4 separate regions of the Homo sapiens genome follow, and all the other regions are linked to region 1. Evidence: chromatin contacts called from ENCODE Hi-C or POLR2A ChIA-PET data. All regions are on one chromosome and are shown on one strand. The core of a region is the stretch at or near the end of the contact, and the rest is flanking DNA. Distances in the headings are between cores, read along the strand shown. Region 1 holds the start of C1orf50 (chromosome 1 open reading frame 50). Region 2 holds the start of FOXO6 (forkhead box O6). Region 3 holds the start of SLC6A9 (solute carrier family 6 member 9). Region 4 holds the start of CITED4 (Cbp/p300 interacting transactivator with Glu/Asp rich carboxy-terminal domain 4).

Region 1 (4,454 bases), core at 319-2,818:
ATCGAATCGAAGGTCTTTTAAACAACAGATATACCAGATATAATGCACAACTCTTTCTCCCCCCACCCCCAATACAGTGGGACTAATAACAGCATCTACCTGACAAGATATTATGAAGATTAGGGCAAATGCGTTAATAAATGCAAACTGCTTAAAATAGTGCCTGGAAGTATGTGCTGGCTATCATCATCATCATCATCGTCACCATCACCACCACCAAACAAGCCTGGAACGCTCCAAGCCCAAGTGTACACTTGGACACATGGCACTCTGGCATTCCGAAAAATACTCATTTTCTTTGTAAACCTGGCAGACTAGCCAGAGGGTCCCCCCCCCGCCCCCACACACACACAGAAAGGGCCAGGCAGCCCCTGCTGGCGACGTGGCAACCTCACATCCTGAAAGAGAGCTGCTGAATCAAACAGCAGGAAAAGCACCACTGGAAAACCAACCGGAAGGGAGATATTGTAGACCGCTACTAGCTTCTCACTCGGACACTTACAATGACATCAGAATGGGAGACCCAAACTGCCGCTTTAATTCCTTCCAGGAGATTTCCCAGGGAACAAAATGGCCATGAGTTTTGCTTGGCCTGTGCCCTAACCCCAGGCTGGACCTTTGGGGTTAGCATCTGCCCATGCGAACTGGGCGAGGAAGGTCTCCTGCCAGGGAGCAGCTCTCCCCGGCTCCGAGGAGAGCTCCCCAGCCAGGAGGCCACTTTCCCCTCCCTGCGGACACTTCCCCGATCCCCCAAGCTCCTCAGGTCCCCTGCAACACTCCTCTCCCCAGAAGGACCCCGGCCGCCTGGTTCCAGGCAGGTCTGCACCTTGAAGTAGGCGACCTGCAGGTAGTTGTAGGGGCTCCGCTTGCGGAACTCCAGCTCCATCTCTTCGCTGAGCGAGTGGGCGGCCGGCGGCCCGAGGCAGCGGCGCAGGCAGGCAGCGCGACGCAGAAGGCCCCCGAAGAAGCTCAGGTCGCGCAGGGCGGCGGCGCCCGAGGCCTGGGCCGGGCTGGGGGACCAGTCGGGGTCCAGCTCCCACGGGAAGTCGGCGGCACACTGGGTGCGGCAGCGCAGGCGAAGGGCGCGGAGGGCTGCCCGGGAGCGCAGCGCCCGTTCCATGCTCAGGACCACCCCGGGCCAGTCCCCGCGCGCGTAGGCTGCGGTCCCCTCGGCGAAGAGCAGATCAGGCGTCACCATGCCCCATCCTGCCTCGGACTCGACCTCGGCTTGGGAGGCAGCGGCCACGACAGCCAGCAGTGTGGTCAGCAGCTTCAACGCGCGTACCGCCATCGCTCCCTCAGACCTAACGGAACCGCCAGCCACCCGCCACCAAGGCCGGAGTCCTACCCCCGGCGAAGGCCCGCCCCCGGGCGAAGCCCCACCTTCCAAGCCGGGCGGCGCATGCCCACGAGGCTTGCACCGCCTCTTTTCCTTTCAGTCAGCCCGGATCCCCCCACCGGCCCTCAGCGAATCCCGGCGCGTCAGCCGGAGCCCCGCCTCCGAGCTCAGGCCTTGCTCAGTCGAACTGACGCCCAGTAGACAAGAAAGACGGAAGCTCCGCCCACGCGCCTTTATGCGCAGGCTCTTCCTACTCGCACAGCCCAGGGAGTGGGGAGGATAAGGCGCTGTCATGGAGGACGCCGCCGCGCCGGGGCGGACCGAGGGGGTCCTTGAAAGGCAAGGAGCGCCGCCAGCTGCAGGCCAGGGAGGTATGCGGGGCGGGAGTCAGCAGGGGGAAGTCAGCTCCCGCGAGGCAGCCGGTCTCGGGGCTCCGCGGGAGGCCGACGGCGGGAGCTCACGGCTTGTGTTCCTGGGTGTGTGTCGCAGGAGCCCTGGTGGAGCTCACCCCGACCCCCGGCGGCCTGGCCCTGGTGAGCCCCTACCACACCCACCGGGCCGGGGACCCCTTAGACCTCGTGGCGCTCGCAGAGCAGGTGCAGAAGGTGAGGAGGCGCGGCCGGGGCAGCGAATAACCATCTTCGTTCACGTTGTACTCTGCGTCTTTCGGCTCAGACCTCACTACCACCTATGGTGGGGGTGGCATTTGCTCTTGTCTCCATTTTACAGACGAGTAAAGCCGACTGTCATTGTGAGTCGGTGGCCTGATTCGAATGACCTTCTGGGACCAAAGGTTCCTCTAACTGCAACTTGAGTGCCCATAATCTTCCTTCGTGGGAAGGTTTACACAACACTTTAGTGTTCATTATTTCATTTGCACCTTAGGACAGCCTTGTGAGGTAGGCAGTACAGAGTTATTCTTCCCATTTGACACAAAGAAAAGTTCTTCGGGAAGTTTCAAGGTCCGCTTATTTTAAGCTGCTTCCCATAAGATCTTTGTTACCTGAGAGTTTAAACATCTTCTAGCAGGGCAAGGACTCCAAGTTTAGTCCTCATTAAACACAGTATTCCCAAGCCCAGTGTTTATATATGGATGGCCAAAATAAGTCAAATAAGGAGGAAATGTGAAATAATGGAAAAAACACTGGAAGTTTGGACACATGAGTATTAATCCCACTTTTGATACTAACTTGCAGTGCGACTTAAGGCAGATTACTTCTCTCTGGACCTCAACTATTTTATCTGTGAAGTGAAAGGTTTGAAGTAGTAGAGCTCCAAGATCTAAAGTTTTGTCATTATTCAATGAAAAACCAGATTCCTTCTTATCTCTTATCAAGACTTCCAGTTGTACACCCTCTTCAGTGTCCACAGATGGAGGGTCCTGCTGTTTTAAAGATTATCATGGCCCCTTATCCCTGTATACACTATCAGATTTGGCCTTGATTATGTTCCAGGGTCTTTGCTTTGCCCAAAATTATTTAATGTGCTCAAATTCCCTCACATCTCTTTTTTTTTCAATGATCCTAGAAATCCTTCGAATCCTTTTTTTTTTAAAATTAAGAAAAATTCAGATACGCAGAAAGCTCCTTTAATTCAAAACTTGGCTTTCTTCTTTTTGAAGAGCTGGGGAGCAAAGTGCAACTTTTATTTATTAAGAGAATATGCATCTAGTTAATCAGATTACTCTTATTGGGAGGGAGGTTGGCAGGGACAGAATCTTGTGCACACAACGTATTCATGTGCTATTGAATGACTATCGTGTTTATTACGATGGCCTGAACAGATGGAAGAAAGAACACAGTTTTTGTCTTTCATCCTATAATCTTATGAAATACAGAGGATGCATTATTATGCTGCCTCTGTTTCCCCAATACAATCTGTATTTGAGAAGCTGAAGAAAAAAAAAACTTTAGAGACAAACAAATTGAATCAAACATATTAACTATCTAAAATGTACTTTTTGGCCAGGTGCCGTGGCTCACACTTGTAATCCCAGCACTTTGGGAGGCCAAGGTGGGTGGATCATTTGAAGTCAGGAGTTCGAGACCAGTCTGGCCAACATGGTGAAACCCCGTCTCTACTAAAAGGTGTGGTGACTCATGCCTGTAGTCTCAGCTACTCGGGAGGCTGAGGCATGAGAATCGCTTGAGCCCAGGAGACAGAGGTTGCAGTGAGCCGAGATCGCACCACTGTACTCCAGAATTGGTGACAGAGTGAGACTCTTAAAAAAAAACAAAAAAATGAGGCTGGGTGTGGTGGCTCACGCCTGTAATCTTAGCACTTTGGGAGGCTAAGGCGGGAGGATTGCCTGAGCTCAGGAGTTGGAGACCAACCTGGGCGACATGTGAAACCCTGTCTCTACTAAAATACAAAAAATTAGCCGGGCATGGTGGTGTGTGCCTGTAGTCCGAAGCTACTCTGGAGGCTGAGGCGGGAGAACTGCTTGAACCTGGGAGGCAGAGGTTGCAGTGAGCTGAGATCACACCACTGCACTCCAGCCTGGGTGACAGAGCAAGTCTAAAAAGAAAAAAAAATGGTGGTGGGCTGGGTGCAGTGGCTCACGCTTGTAATCCGAGCACTTTGGGAGGCCAAGGCGGGTGGATCACGAGATCAGGAATTCAAGACCAGCCTGGCCAACATAGTGAAACCCTGTCTCTACTAAAAATACAAAAAATTAGCCGGGCATGGTGGCAGACGCCCGTAATTCCAGCTACTCATGAGGCTGAGGCCGGAGAATCACTTGAACCTGGGAGGCAGATGTTGCAGTGAGTGGAGATTGTGCCACTTCACTCCAGCCTGGGTGACAAAGTAAGACTCCGTCTCAAAAAAAAAAGTACTTTTTTAGCAAGACTGACCCAGGTATTGGTGTGTGTTCAGAAAGCTCAGGAGGCCTGGTATTAAGGCATGAATTTTGGAATCTGACCTGTGTTCAGATCCTTTGCTGTTTATTATCTGTGAAACCTTGGACAGGTTGCCTCATGTCTGTGAGTCTTAATTGCTAAAATGAGAAAGTGAGGTTATCATCTCCAGCGTCATAAAGGTGTTGTGAGAAGTAAATGAGATGAATGTAAAGGGCCTCAGAGTAGTTGAGGCCAGGGTTAGTGCTTAGTAGTTG
Region 2 (4,033 bases), core at 720-3,219, 1.4 Mb before region 1:
GGTATGGCCCTCAGCAGGCCTCTGCCTCACAGCTCAGAGCTGGGCCAGGGCCGCAGACTGGCGGGAGGCTTGCTCGGTCTCCAGGGTCCCTTAGGGGAGCAGCTCCCAGTATGGACTCCCCAGGCATGGAGGGCATACGAGTGATGTGGTGGTGGGGGGTGGATTCAGCAATGATTTCAGGCTCCTTGTGACTCTAAACAGAATCACCTGGAGGATGTGTGTATGTGTATGGATCGGAGGGGTCGTCAGCCAGCACTTCCCATGCCCACCCTTGCCTTGGGATATGACTCAGGCAAATGCCACGCCAGGCATCTGCAAGCAAGTCCTGCTCCCACCCTGGGGAATGAGGAGGGGCTCCTCCAGCCCCACCCCCACCCTCACCCTTGGCCCTGCTCCTCAGGTCCTAAACTGGAAGGAAGAAATTTTTGAGAAAGGAGGCCATCTCCCATGGCCTGGGCTCAGCCCTCCCACTGCCCAGAGACCTTCGCATCTCCAGCGTCCTCAGGAGCAAGGTACTGGCTGGTAAAGAAATCAGGAGCTTGAGATTCCAGTCCTGGCCATGCCACCAGGGGAATCACCTGCTCATTCTGGGCCTCAGTTTCCTGATTGGCAAAATAGGAATATTGTGCTAAAGGGGCACAAGGTGTTGCTGGCAGCTCAACAAGTGGTCTGGGCAAGCAGAGAACAGAAAGTGTTGGGAGTTGGGGCTAGAGAAGGTGTCAGGGCTAAGTTGACATTTGCACGGAGCTTTGAAGAGTGGGAGAATCTCTGATGAGGGCCTTGCGGCGGGGAAATGGTGTTCTAGGCAGAGGGGATAAATACCCTGAGCGAAGGCCAGCAGGTGCAGTGGTGACTGGGAAACCTAGCTCAGCAGCCTGTAGGATGAGGCCACGGACTGCCCAACCTCTCGGCTAGCCTCGCCCTTCTGAGCTCATGTGATGATCTGATTAGCATCTGACTCCTGACTAGTCTATGCAGTAGGGGACCTCATTTGTTTCAGTTGCTGCTCTCACTGTAGAGCCCTGGACAGTGCCTGGTGCGTCAGAGGTGCTCAATAAATATCCAGGAACTGATTGAGAAGCATCTCCCCAAACACTGTGAACTTTAGACAAGTGCTTGTTCCAACAACCGCAGTAAGAACCTCCCACAGACTCTAAAACAATGGTTTGCAAGGTGTGGTCTCTCGTGCATCACCTGGGAGCTGGTTAGAAATGCAAAGTCTGGGGCCCCAACCCAGACCTGCCGAATCAGAAACTCTGGAGTTGGGGTCCAGCAATGTTAACAAGCTCTAGGGGATGATTCTGCTCTGCGTCAAACTTTGAGAACTGGAGCTCTAAAACTATGACCACAGGCACCATGAAGAACATGTTTGCGGATGGAGGAGCGAGAATTGTGGCAAAGCCTAGCCTAGAACCCAGGTATTCTTGACCCATTCTTTTTCCCCAGCTCAGTCCAGGGCACAAAGAAGAGCAGAGTTCGATCATCCTCCCTGTCAGAGTCCTGGAACGGAGACTTGGGAACGTCAGGAGTCTACAAACAGAGGGCGGGGCAGTCCTCTCCGGAGTAGAAGGCGGGGCCAGTGCCCTGAGCCCCGCCCCATCCCGTTGCCCCGGGAAACCCCGGGTTGTAACAATAACCGGTGACGCGCTTCTGGGAGGGATCCTGTCGAGCCCATGGGCAGGACAGTCCAGCCGCGGACCAATGGGAGTGTTAGGGCTCCGCCCCCTAGCCCCCCCGCCTCCGCGCCGAGCAGGGGGCGGGGTCGCGCCAGCCGCTCCGCCCCTGCTCCGTAGGCGGCGCTGTTGCTTGCAGGGGCTGCGGCGGGGTCGCCCCGAGCTGGGAGCTCAGCGCCCGGTCTCCCAGCCCGCGGGCGGGGCACCTGGGCTGGCTGAGGATTCCGCGGCCGCAGGCGAAACGCCCCGCCCCCTCCCGCGTCGGGCCCGCCCCCTCCCCGTCCCCCGCCCATCCCGAGGTGCAGCCGGCGCTGAGCGCGGCAGGCGCGGGAGCTGGCGCTGGAGCCGGAGCGGCGGCGGCGGCAGCATTCACCGGGCGGCGGCGGCGCGGGCTCCGGCACCGGCTCGGGCTCCGGCATGGTGCAATCCGGCCTCGTCCCGGGAGAGCAGGGCCCGTGCGCAGGGCCGGCGCCCGGGGAGCGGCGGCAGCGGCGGTGGCGGTGGTGGCTGCAGGCGCAGGCAGGCGGCAGGTGCTAGAAGCGGGGCTGGGCGAGGTGTGTGCCCGCTGGGCTCCCGGGCCGCCGCCCCCTCACTGCCCAGGTCTTTCCCTCCCTTCGTGCTCCCCAGCGCGTCCAGCCCCCTGCCTCCGCGCCTCGGCCCATGGCGCCCCGCGGCTGAGACAGCGCCGCCAGGGACCCCTCCCGCGGGCCTCCCCGGGGCGTGCAGATCCCGGAGCCGCCCGCCCACCCTCCGCGAAGCCTCCCTCCCCTCCTCGCCCGAGCCGGGCGGGACCATGGCTGCGAAGCTGCGAGCGCATCAGGTGGACGTGGACCCGGACTTCGCGCCGCAGAGCCGGCCGCGCTCGTGTACCTGGCCCCTGCCGCAGCCTGACTTGGCCGGCGACGAGGACGGAGCGCTGGGCGCAGGGGTGGCCGAGGGCGCCGAGGACTGCGGGCCGGAGCGCCGGGCTACGGCCCCGGCGATGGCCCCAGCGCCGCCCCTGGGCGCGGAGGTCGGACCGCTGCGGAAAGCGAAGAGCTCTCGGCGGAACGCGTGGGGGAACCTGTCCTACGCCGACCTCATCACCAAAGCCATCGAGAGCGCCCCGGACAAGCGGCTCACGCTCTCGCAGATCTACGACTGGATGGTCCGTTACGTGCCCTACTTCAAGGATAAAGGCGACAGCAACAGCTCGGCCGGCTGGAAGGTGGGGGCGTCCGGCTGGGGAGGGGGCTGGGGACGCCGACTGGGGCTTCCAGGGGCTGCTAGGTGTGTTGGGCTCCAGGAGGGCCGTCAGAAGGAGGGCTTTTTGGCACCCCCCGGGGTCACAGAGTGTGCGCCCAGGGCGTGGGGCCGGCCAGCGGACGGGCGGGGGCGTACTGGGAGCAGCTGTGTGCGTGCTCCCTTGCGGGGAGGGATGCGGGGTGGGAGGTCTGGTAGGGTGACAAGGGACTGCCGCTTTGAGGCGTCCCCGAGGCACGTCCCCACCCTGTCCTTGGGGGCATAGCAGAGGAACCCATTCCCAGGCCGCGGACATTGGGGAGCCTCCCCCTCCTCCCCCAAGTCTGCTTTGTGTGACTCTTGTTTTACCCTTTCCACCAGGGCACCCTTCTTAGAGCGCTGGAATAATGACTTGGGGCCAATGCCGGCTTTCCCTCCCAAATCTCTATCATTGCGCTTCCTGGAGCTGTCCCCAGGGTGAGGAGTGTGACCATGGGCCCACAGTTCTTCTTGTGGTGCCAGAGTTCACCCTAGGGCACCAACCAGCCTGGAGTGGGGAACTCGGCAGGTGACCTGAGATCTGAGTTCTCCATGGGGTGGCTGCTGCCCCCCTTACCTAGATCAGGATGGGGGTCACTGGTGATGGCCCCTGCTGGTGTGAGGACAGGGTGTTGAGAGCTGGGGATCTGTCCATACCCACCCAGGATGCTTTTTTCCACTTCCCTAGCTGTCGGAGCCCAGATCCATTTAGGGGCTGGGGGAGGGGCAGGGTACCCCAGGGAGGCCTCAGTGCCAGCCAGTGGAAAGGGGGGAGCCACCTTAGGAGGGGACAGGGGCTTGCTTGGATTGTGGCCTCTCGACCCAGCTCCTCCCCTGGCCATCTTGTTGGAGAGTGGGGATAGTCTATGCCTTTGGGGGAGAGGAGGCTGGAGACCCCTCCTGTGCCTAGGAGGCGAACTGTCAGCCTCCCTATGGGAGGAGTGGCCTCTGTGAGGGAGGCATGCCTATGTCAAGGGAGGGGGCTGTGCCCTGTGGTGCCTGTGAGCTGGGTCAGAGGAAGGAGGTGTGCCAGTGGAGGAGGGGAGACTTGTGGGCATGAACAGCTCTAGATACCCAGGGGCAGCATTGTAGAGCCAGGG
Region 3 (4,508 bases), core at 1,581-4,080, 1.3 Mb after region 1:
GTAATCCCAGCTGCTCAGGAGGCTGAGTCATGAGAATTGCTTGAACTTGGGAGACAGAGGTTGCAGTGAGTCAAGATTGTGCCATTGCACTATTGCCTGGGCAACAAGAGCAAAACTCCGTCAAAAGAAAAAGAAAAAGAAAAAAGAAAGAGAGAGAGAGAAAGAAAGAAAGGAAGGAAGGAAAGAAGGAAGGAAGGAAGGAAGGAGCCAGGCCAAAAATGAAGGGGCTCAGGTTAGGAAGGTGACAATAGGGTGAGGAGAGGTGCACAGATTTCAGAGAAATATAAAAGGCAACATGGCGAGACTTGGTGATGAATCGGACTGGGTAGGGGGAGGGATAAGAAGGAGTCTCTGGTTTCTGCTGGTGCAGTGGGAGGAAACCGGTGCCCGACCCAGAGGACGAATGCTGGTGAGGCTGCAGGTTTGGTGCGGGGACAGGAGGGCTGGCTTGGACAAGCTGGTCTGAGCTGCTTGTGAGCCAGATGTTGAGACATCAGCCACAGAACCCTGGCCCACCTTGACAGTCTCACCGCTGAGTATCAGACAGGACTGTCAGGTCAATCAGTTTTAACGGTCCATCTTGGCCAAGCCCTGGAGTCCTCACGGGGGATGGAAAGGTGACAGGCTCTTTTCCTAGCTTGAAGGACCGCACAGTTTAGTAGACAGAGGAAGAAGCATAATTTCCATTCACTGTGTTGGAGGAAGTGGAGGAGCTGTGGGAGCAGGAAACAGCCCTTAGTTCTACCTGGGAGCCCAGGTCAGCAGCCTGCGGCCATCTGCCGCCACGTGAGACTACCCAGCACTTGCAGAGGGCTCCTGCTTCATGCCTTTGCCCCGGCACCCGTTCCATGTTTTTTGAGCACCCTTGTCTCCACTTCCACCTGTATGTATCCTACCCATCCTCAAAACCTATCCCAATGCTATTATCTTCATGAAGCCTTCCTAGGTCCTCCCCGTTGCTGTCAGCCTTCCTACTGTACCCCCACGCTTGCCACACGTAGCAATTGAGGCATGCTTCCTTGTGCCCAAGTCTGGCTCCCCACTAGATGGAGAGTTCTACCAGGGCAGAGGCGTGATTCTTCTGTGTCCCCAGAGCCGGGAACTGAGCAGGTACAGCCGCAGTCGCCGCATAGGCCAAGTAAAGGGGGCGTTTTCTCTGCGGTCCTTGGAAACACTTGGGCATGCTCAGTGTCGCCCATTAGTCCCTAGAACCAGTCCCCTCACCCACTACTCTCCAACCTTCTGATGCTCCCTCACTTTGGCAGTCTTTAACCTTTCAGGTTTTTCTCTTTCCCCACTCCTCGCCCTGCAGCCTTTATTTCCCAACGGCCGCACCCTCACGCTCCTTTCAGCGGAGAAATAGACCGCGCTTTGTGCGGAAGCTGTCAGCGAGCAAGCGTCCCGTCTCCTTTAAGAGTGATCCGCGAGGGGGTGTGGCTTGCGGAGAGCAGGCCCGAAAGGGGGTGCGGCTCCTTTAAGTATCCGCCGGCCCGAGGCGCGGAGGCCTCCGGCCGGCGGGCAGGGGCGCGGTCGGTCTGGGAGCAGCGGCACCGCCCGCAGCGTCCCGGTTCCTCGAAGTGGGGCGCGTCCGCTTTAATCGGGGAGAGAGATGTGGGGGCACGGGCGTTACATCAGCCGCCACGTGTGGGCCTAAGCTGGCGTGGAGGCGGCGGCCCCGCCCCCGGCCCCTGCGGTGGAAAAGTACCGGGGCGCCGAGGTCCCCGCCCCACGGCCCCGCCCCCGGGCCGGCACCGGCCCCTCCCGGCCCTCCGGGCAAGCCCCACTCTCCCGCCCGGCCCGGCCCCGCCGCCTGCTCGAGATCTGCAGTGGCTGCCGGGTGCGGAGCGCCGGCCGGGGGTGGGCTCTCCAGGGCTGCTAGGCCCCTGCCCTCACCTGCGGCCGCCCGGCCCCGCCCTAGGTGTGCCGGTAATGAGGGTTGGGGTGGGGAGGGCACGGATTCTTCCCAGGGTAGCAACCCCCAGAGAACTCCCGGCTCGCTCGCAGTCCCTTCCCAAAGCCGCGGCCAGAGCGCGGACAAAGAGAGGCTGAGTGCGCCAGGACTCTCCCGCGCGGCTTCCCGGGTCCCGCGGGCGCACGGGCACTGGAACCGGCACCGGGAGGGCAGATAGGGAGGCAGGCCGGCTGGAGGGGCCAGATAGGCAGCCAGGCTGGCGGGCGCTGAGAGGCGATGGAGCGAGCGGGAGCCCGCACGCTGGGTGCAGGCACGGCCGACTGTCGACCCCTGCAGGCCCCCAGAGCGCAGAACCACTGGCTCCTCGGACGGACAGTGCCACGCTCTGGCTCCGGCGCTACCCGCACAGCCTGCGCCCGCCGCCCCCGATCGAACCGGCGTCTGGCGCCCCCCCGCCACCCCACGCAGGAGCTCCCCCCACTTCCCTCTCCCTCCCGCTTCAGCTCCTTGGTGACAGCGGTGACACCCAGACGCGCGCACCTACCCCGATCTTTGCGGCGAGACAGACATCCCGGTGCGTGCACCCACACTCTTACCCACAGATGCCCGCATACATGCGCGATCACACACACACACACACACACACACACACACGCACACGCTGGTCCTGGGGCTCAGCCCCGCGGAGCCGCCGAACACTCAGACCGACGGCAGGACAGACGGAGGCGCGGGCCCCAGCGTCCCTTCCCCCAGCCCCCTTACCATGCTGCAGCCCCCGGCCCAGGCGTGCTGGGTCCGCACCGCGGTGCGCCCAGGTGGCTTTCTTAAAGGGAAAGTTGCATCAGCCTCCCGAGGCTCTGTGCCGCGCCGAGTTCGCCCGCCCCGCCGCGCCGCTCGCAGCTCTTCCACAGCCTGTTGTGTTTTGGTTTCGGGGAGGCGGGGGCTAAGAGTTTGGTGAAAGTTTGAAGAGTGGAGAAGGCTTGGGAGATCTAGCCAAGTCCCTCCCCTACCCGAACGGCTCCCCTGGCCGTCCTCCCCTCTCCATCCCATCCCCTCCTCCCGTGCCGACTTCTCAGGCTCCTCCTCCCAGGGAATAAAATTACAAGTCTCTCCAGCTTTCAGATGATTGATCCCCACGAACCCCTGGGAGTGAGCGCCACAAAGGAGTCCCCTTCTCCGCCCCTGCCTCGCTGCCCTCCAGCTGGGGCCCTTGAGCAAGCAGATGTGGGCCCCTTCGGGCTAGGCTGGAATGAAGCCAGAAGGCCTGGGGCACTATGGGGGGCTGAGGCTGGAGTTAGCCCTCCAGGCCCCTGGCCTTCTGCGCCTGCGTTTCCCCTAGAGAGAAGTCAGAGCAAATTCCATTCCCTTTGGAGCAGAGCCGCTAGAGACTGTGGGCATTGCTGGGTAAGGCCTAGGTCCTACTCCTTGGAACTGGAGGGCTCGGGGTAGCCCTTTCTCAAATTTCCCTCCTGGACCACCGGCTTGGTCAGCTCTACTTTTGAGGTGGTGTTACAGGGGCTGCAGACACCAACCTGGGATCCCTCCTCCTTCCATGGTGAGACAGACCTGGGTTACAATCTCAGCTAAAAAAGAGTCTTTGCCAAAAGGAGCATGGTGAGCCTCGGTTTCCTCCTCTGTGAAACAGAGAGAAGGGGCTAAGGAAATGCATGTGTGTGTATATAAAGCCCATTGCTCCAGGCTGCCTCTGGGGAGTGGTGGCTGGCATTTGGAATGAGCCTCCCACATTTGCATACCTTGTGAGAGCCACCACCTTTCATGGAGAGTGGCCAGTTAGTTCTGTCAGAGGAACTGGTTTTTGCCCCAACCTGAGTAGGGCATCTGCTCAGGGAAGGGGCCCAGCCCACAGAGGCAATTTCTACTTTGGACCCTGAGTCCTCACCATTTTCTGGCCAGGAAACAGTTTAATTTTTTTCCTTGGGACAGTCAGCCTCCAAGAAGCGAGTGCACACATGCCAAACTCACGTGAAACCAATTGTTGAGTGAGATTCCAGTTTATTAATTTATCAGAGGCACTGAACAAGATAACAGGCATCAAGCCCAGGCATTCCCTGAAATGCGAGCTCTCTCAGGCCACACGCGGTCCATTCCACAAACCTTCCTCAGAGCCAAAGTACAAAGACAGCTCTCTGTTGTCTCCTATTCACATTGGACTCCTGATCAGATCTGGGAAGACACCTTAGTCTTATCAGCGAGATTATTTTCACTTTTACTTTGTCCCCAAACCTAGTAGGTATAGCATGTTTGGGATTTTTAGTCTCCTACAAGCCAAGTGCAGGTGTTTCTTGCGTGAGTTGTGTGCACACACACCTGGATCTAGGCAACCTGTTGTGTCTGTGCCCCCAGACACCTGAGCCCCGATTGTGTATTTGTGTAGGTACATCTGTGGAAGACTGATTGTGTGCACTGCAGCAGGTCTGTGTAGTTATGTGTGTGCTCAATTCCTGGGACTGGGCAGATGGGGTCCAAGCCCTCTATATCTCTCCTGCCAGGACGTAACTTCCTCCATAAGTTTTTTTTAGGATCTTCCTCCTTGCCTCCTCGCTGGGGCTCATCAAAAGGGATACCACCCCAGGGA
Region 4 (4,300 bases), core at 1,289-3,788, 1.9 Mb before region 1:
TGCCAGGCCTGGGCACACTCCACAACCCTCATGTGTAGAATGAGGACTGTGCTTGCCTCACGAAGTTGTCGTAAAGCCATTCGACCTTTCTTGTACCTTCTAGACACCCCACACCTTCCCCAAACATTCATCGTACTTGTGTGCCTTCCTGCCTTGAAACAGGCTCCTCTCCTAAAAACATATTCATCACTCAAGGCTCTGTTCATCACGTCAAATGTCACCGCTTCCCTGAAGCCTGAACTGACCCCAACCTCAACTATTAATAGCTGAAACTGCTCCCTTCTCTGGGTGTGCCCGCTTGGCCGGTCTATTGTCCTGGCTGTACAATCCCCCCCAGAACTATTTTCTTTTTTCTTGAGGAGTCTCGCTCTGTTGCCAGGCTGGAGTGCAGTGGCATGATCTCGGCTCACTGCAACTTCTGCCTCCTGGGTTCAAGCGATTCTCCTGCCTCAGCCTCCCGAGTAGCTGGGACTATAGGCGCGCACCACCATGCCCAGCTAATTTTTATATTTTTAGTAGAGACGGGGTTTCACCATATTAGCCAGGATGGTCTCGATCTGTTGACCTCGTGATCTGCCCGTCTCGGCCTCCCAAAGTGCTGCTTAGCACTGTTTTCTAGAACTCATCACAGTCTTCCTTGCAGCAAGATTAGTTTGTTTTCAGGCCTATCACCCACCTCCTCCCACCTGGGCTGTGATTCCATGAGAACATGCACCAGGTTGACACAGGGCCTGGAATAAAATCAGCACCAATTTGTAGAATAATAATTGCCGTCACTTACTGAGAACTGCCCAGGTATTTGGCACTGTGCTAAAGGCAGCGTAACTACCTGAGGAGACGGGGACCATCTCCCTCTGGGAAACCGCCTCAAAAATCAGAACGGATGGTGTCTTGGGCAAAGGAGAGAGTCAGGGTCCAAAGCTAGGCTGTCTGAACTCGGTGCCACCCAGCTCCTCTCTGGCAGAGCACCAAGCTCCCCCCACCCTACCCTAGGAGCTGGGAAGCCCAGTGGGTTACCCCACCACCCAGTGGCAGCCTCTGCCCTCCAGGTTGTGACATAACAATTGCACAACCCACGAGATATTTTTGAAAGAAACTGTCGGTTTCCTCTCCTGGGCACTGCTGGGGACTGTGGCCCCCATGCCATCCAGTGTCTTCAGCAACCTTGGGACTTTGGAAGCTAAATATAGTCAGGGCTCGGGGTGATAAGGAAATGAAAACGGCAAGACTGTAAAGTGACCCAGTTTTATTTTGGTTTTGGAGGCCAGACAGGGCATTGCTCCACGGGTTCGGGCTGTACAACCTTCCCCTCCTTGAGGTGGGAGGCCCAGCAACCACAGGGCCCAGGCAGCGGGGTGGGAGGCTCAGGAGATGGTGGCTCTGGGGACCCGATCCCGAGGAGAGAGGGGGCAGCAGGCAGAGGCCTGCAATGGCTCAGATTGGGGGAAGAGGGCGGCGAGGGGGAGAGGACACGATCCAAGAACCAGAGTCCGAAAGCTGAAGCTGGTCCGGTCTCTTTCACTTTACGGCCGAGGCTGGGGTCAGAGAAGTGAAGCCAAACTGTCCTCCCGCAGGAGGCAAGGCCTGGAGGGACGCCAGGGTCCCAGTCCGGTGCCGGGCCCTGCGCACACAGCCGCCGCCTCCACCCTCGCGGAGGGCGCGCGCGGGGCCCAGTCGCTGGGTGCAGGGTCCGGCGGGCAGTCGGGCCCTTTCTCCTCTCCGGCACGCCGGGCGGGCGCCGGCCGCCCTCAGCAGCTCACGGAGCCGGCGGGCGGCGCGGACCCCAAGTCCGAGAAGCAGTCGAACTCGCTCTGGCCCAGGAAGAGCTCGGGCAGCTCGCGCACGCGGTGCAGCCCGAGCTCCAGCTCCAGCGACGTCAGCGCCTCCTCGTCGATGAGTTCGGCGTCCATGCCGCCCAGGGCGTGCGCGGGCGGCGGCGGGGCTGCGGCGCTTGGCGCCGGCTGCGGGCCCGGGGGGCCTCCCGGAGCGTTGGGGGGCGCGGCCGCGCGGCCGGGGTACGGCGTCGCCACAGGCTGCAGGTGCGCGATGCCCGCGGCCGGCGGAGGCACGGCCGGAAAGGGCTGGAAGGAGGACGGCGGCCCGAAGGCCCCGTACGCCAGGGCCCCGGGTTGGCGGGGCGGCGGCGGCCCCAGCGGAGCCCCCCGCGGCCTCAGCCCACTGTCCAGGCCCGGGCCCGCGTACGGCGGCAGAGTCCGGAGCGCATGAGGGCCATGGGCGGCCGCGGCGGACGGCGGCCTCTGCACCAGGCGGTAGCCCTCGGCGAGCATCAGGTGGTCGGCCATGGCGGCAGGCCGGCTGCCTGCGGGGACAGCGCGCGGTGGTCAGCGCCGGCTCCCCCGGCCCGGGCCAGCGGCTGCTCTGCGGCGGGAGACCCGGGCACCGTGCGGTCCCTGCAGCTCGGCCGGGCGGAGCAAAACCAAACCCGACTGGTGCCCCGGCCCAGCCCACTACTGCGCACCTTGCGGCCGCAGCCTGGGGTCACAAAGGCCCGCAACCTGTAGTGCTCCGAAACCTCCGCGTCGCGTAGCTGGGCTCGGCGTATTCTTATACCCAGAGGCGGGGCTTCCCCGCCCTCGGACGCTCATTGGCTGGGCGAGACGCTTCTGGGCGGGCCGCGCACGCCTGCATCTAGGTCTTGGCCCCGCCCCTCCCACTGGAACCCCGCCCCTTGGGACTCCGGCCACGCCCCAGGCTCTGAGCACCGCCCTGGGGCGGGGTATTTGGCACTTTCGGAGGGATTCGGTCTGGCCCTCAGGGCTTCGGAATCGGACTTGGCTGGGGTAGAGCTTGAACTGACCAGAAGGTGGGGTGGGAGGGCCAGAGTTTTAGGCCCCCCAAGAGCTGCAGGATGTCAGGCCTACGCAACCTTTTAACTTTCCAGGTAGAGACCGAGGCTCAGTGGCGGAAGAGGCTTCCTGGAAATACACAGCAAAGCCTTGATCAAAGTGAGACTGCACAGCTACACAGGGCGCATGCACCTTAGCGGTGCAGGGTCCCCGCAGGAGGTCAGCTGTCCATTCCCATAACCCCCAGGAGAGCCTGTTGCTCCCCCTCTAGTTCCCACTGCACCTTGTCTGTTGAAGCATGTACTTAGTTGTTATTAATTTATGGGCACGTCTCCTGAAGGACTTGTTCATCTTCTTCTTCTCAGCACTTGGCCCAGAGCCTGGCCCAGAGCAGGCTTTTAGTAAAAGCTGAGTGAATGAACTAATGATGGAATGAATTGCAACTCTCAGCTGAGCCTCAGTTTCTTCATCTGTAAAAGGTAAAGAACAGCAGCACTGACCCTTTGTGAGGGGTAAGTGAGGGCATGTGTGCACAGTGCCTAGCACAGTGCCTGGTATGTGGTAGATGCTCAAAAGTGTCCCTTAGATGAAAGAAAGGCTATTTAAGTTCTTTTTTTTTTTTTTTTTGAGACGGAGTCTCGCTCTTTCGCCCAGGCTGGACTGCAGTGGCGCTGTCTTGGCTCACTGCAAGCTCCGCCTCCCGGGTTCACGCCATTCTCCTGCCTCAGTCTCCCGAGTAGCTGGGACTACAGGCGCCCGCTACCACGCCCGGCTAATTTTTTTTGTATTTTTAGTAGAGACGGGGTTTCACCGTGTTAGCCAGGATGGTCTCGATCTGCTGACCTCGTGATCCGCCCGCCTCGGCCTCCCAAAGTGCTGGAATTACAGGCGTGAGCCACCGCGCCCGGCCAAGGCTATTTAAGTTCTGTCCCAAAGGGCCTTCTCTTGATAACAGCAATAATAACTTGGACTTTTAAAGTGCTTTACATTCTACAAGTATTTTGTTGGGGGCAGGGCATGGATTATCAGCCCCATTTCAGTGATAAGGAGAAGCACACAAAGAGAAAGTGGCTGTCCTGAGGTCACAGGCAGCCAGAGTTAGCGTGTGAATGCCATGTGTTTTCCAAGTCCTTAGGGCAACTGGAGTCTTTCCTGTGGCCAGGAGACAGCCTCCCAGAACCTTACCCTCCACGCATTTGACACTCTCTCTCCCTTCTCTGACCTTCCCCCGACCTGTGGCATCCTTGGGACTTCCTGGAACTTGGGTTTATCCAGTTGATGTAGAGGGGAGAGCCCTAGAGTGAGAATTCAGGGGCCCAAGGTCTTTTCTTCCCTCTTTCTTCTTATTTTTTTAAATAGAGAAGGGAGCGGGGGGGAGGGGCGGCGTGGGGGAGTGAGGAGGGCCTCAGGCTTATCTCGAATCCCTGGCCTCAAGTGACCCTCTCACCTCAGGCTTCCAAAGTGCTAGGATTACAGGCATGAGCCACTGCGCC

Evidence for each region. A loop is a pair of places that touch in the nucleus more often than their neighbours do. ChIA-PET counts read pairs that join two places held with the same protein, here RNA polymerase II (POLR2A). Pooled maps may share reads with other maps.
Region 2: a loop to region 1 is called in a map of CD8-positive, alpha-beta T cell, with 7 times the contacts of the local background. The contact joins the promoter of FOXO6 here to the promoter of C1orf50 in region 1. A Hi-C loop is called at or near these places in 1 of 168 maps with a recorded cell type or tissue (CD8-positive, alpha-beta T cell) and 8 of 50 pooled maps. POLR2A ChIA-PET finds 5 or more read pairs at or near these places in 1 of 52 experiments (WTC11).
Region 3: a map of B cell shows a loop between it and region 1 (19-fold over the local background). The contact joins the promoter of SLC6A9 here to the promoter of C1orf50 in region 1. A Hi-C loop is called at or near these places in 1 of 168 maps with a recorded cell type or tissue (B cell) and 6 of 50 pooled maps. POLR2A ChIA-PET finds 5 or more read pairs at or near these places in 2 of 52 experiments (K562 and activated T-cell).
Region 4: a map of CD4-positive, alpha-beta T cell shows a loop between it and region 1 (11-fold over the local background). The contact joins the promoter of CITED4 here to the promoter of C1orf50 in region 1. A Hi-C loop is called at or near these places in 1 of 168 maps with a recorded cell type or tissue (CD4-positive, alpha-beta T cell) and 9 of 50 pooled maps. POLR2A ChIA-PET finds 5 or more read pairs at or near these places in 1 of 52 experiments (CD4-positive, alpha-beta T cell).

Annotation. Positions count from the first base shown.
Region 1 is chr1:42,765,681-42,770,134 of GRCh38, forward strand. C1orf50 (chromosome 1 open reading frame 50) reads left to right here and starts at 1,569. Exons shown (of 5, transcript NM_024097.4): 1 at 1,569-1,710; 2 at 1,829-1,944. The coding sequence starts at 1,632. P3H1 (prolyl 3-hydroxylase 1) reads right to left here and starts at 1,348. Exons shown (of 15, transcript NM_022356.4): 1 at 827-1,348. The coding sequence starts at 1,291. RefSeq lists an enhancer at 607-726 and silencers at 987-1,096, 1,717-1,856.
Region 2 is chr1:41,359,465-41,363,497 of GRCh38, forward strand. It overlaps FOXO6 (forkhead box O6), which reads left to right and starts at 1,970. Exons shown (of 3, transcript NM_001291281.3): 1 at 1,970-2,880. The coding sequence starts at 2,467. RefSeq lists enhancers at 1,376-1,445, 1,513-1,807 and silencers at 1,606-2,265, 2,466-2,685.
Region 3 is chr1:44,028,632-44,033,139 of GRCh38, forward strand. SLC6A9 (solute carrier family 6 member 9) reads right to left here and starts at 2,831. Exons shown (of 14, transcript NM_001024845.3): 1 at 2,675-2,831. LOC107984948 (a long non-coding RNA gene) reads left to right here and starts at 1,783. Exons shown (of 2, transcript XR_007066054.1): 1 at 1,783-1,918. LOC124904168 (a long non-coding RNA gene) reads right to left here. Exons shown (of 4, transcript XR_007066055.1): 4 at 3,912-4,096. RefSeq lists enhancers at 206-765, 766-1,323, 1,965-2,561 and silencers at 1,433-1,982, 2,303-2,372.
Region 4 is chr1:40,859,825-40,864,124 of GRCh38, forward strand. It overlaps CITED4 (Cbp/p300 interacting transactivator with Glu/Asp rich carboxy-terminal domain 4), which reads right to left and starts at 2,539. Exons shown (of 1, transcript NM_133467.3): 1 at 1,230-2,539. The coding sequence starts at 2,303. The coding sequence ends at 1,749. LOC124904157 (a long non-coding RNA gene) reads left to right here and starts at 2,560. Exons shown (of 3, transcript XR_007066025.1): 1 at 2,560-3,286. RefSeq lists silencers at 2,326-2,405, 2,566-2,765 and an enhancer at 2,866-2,925.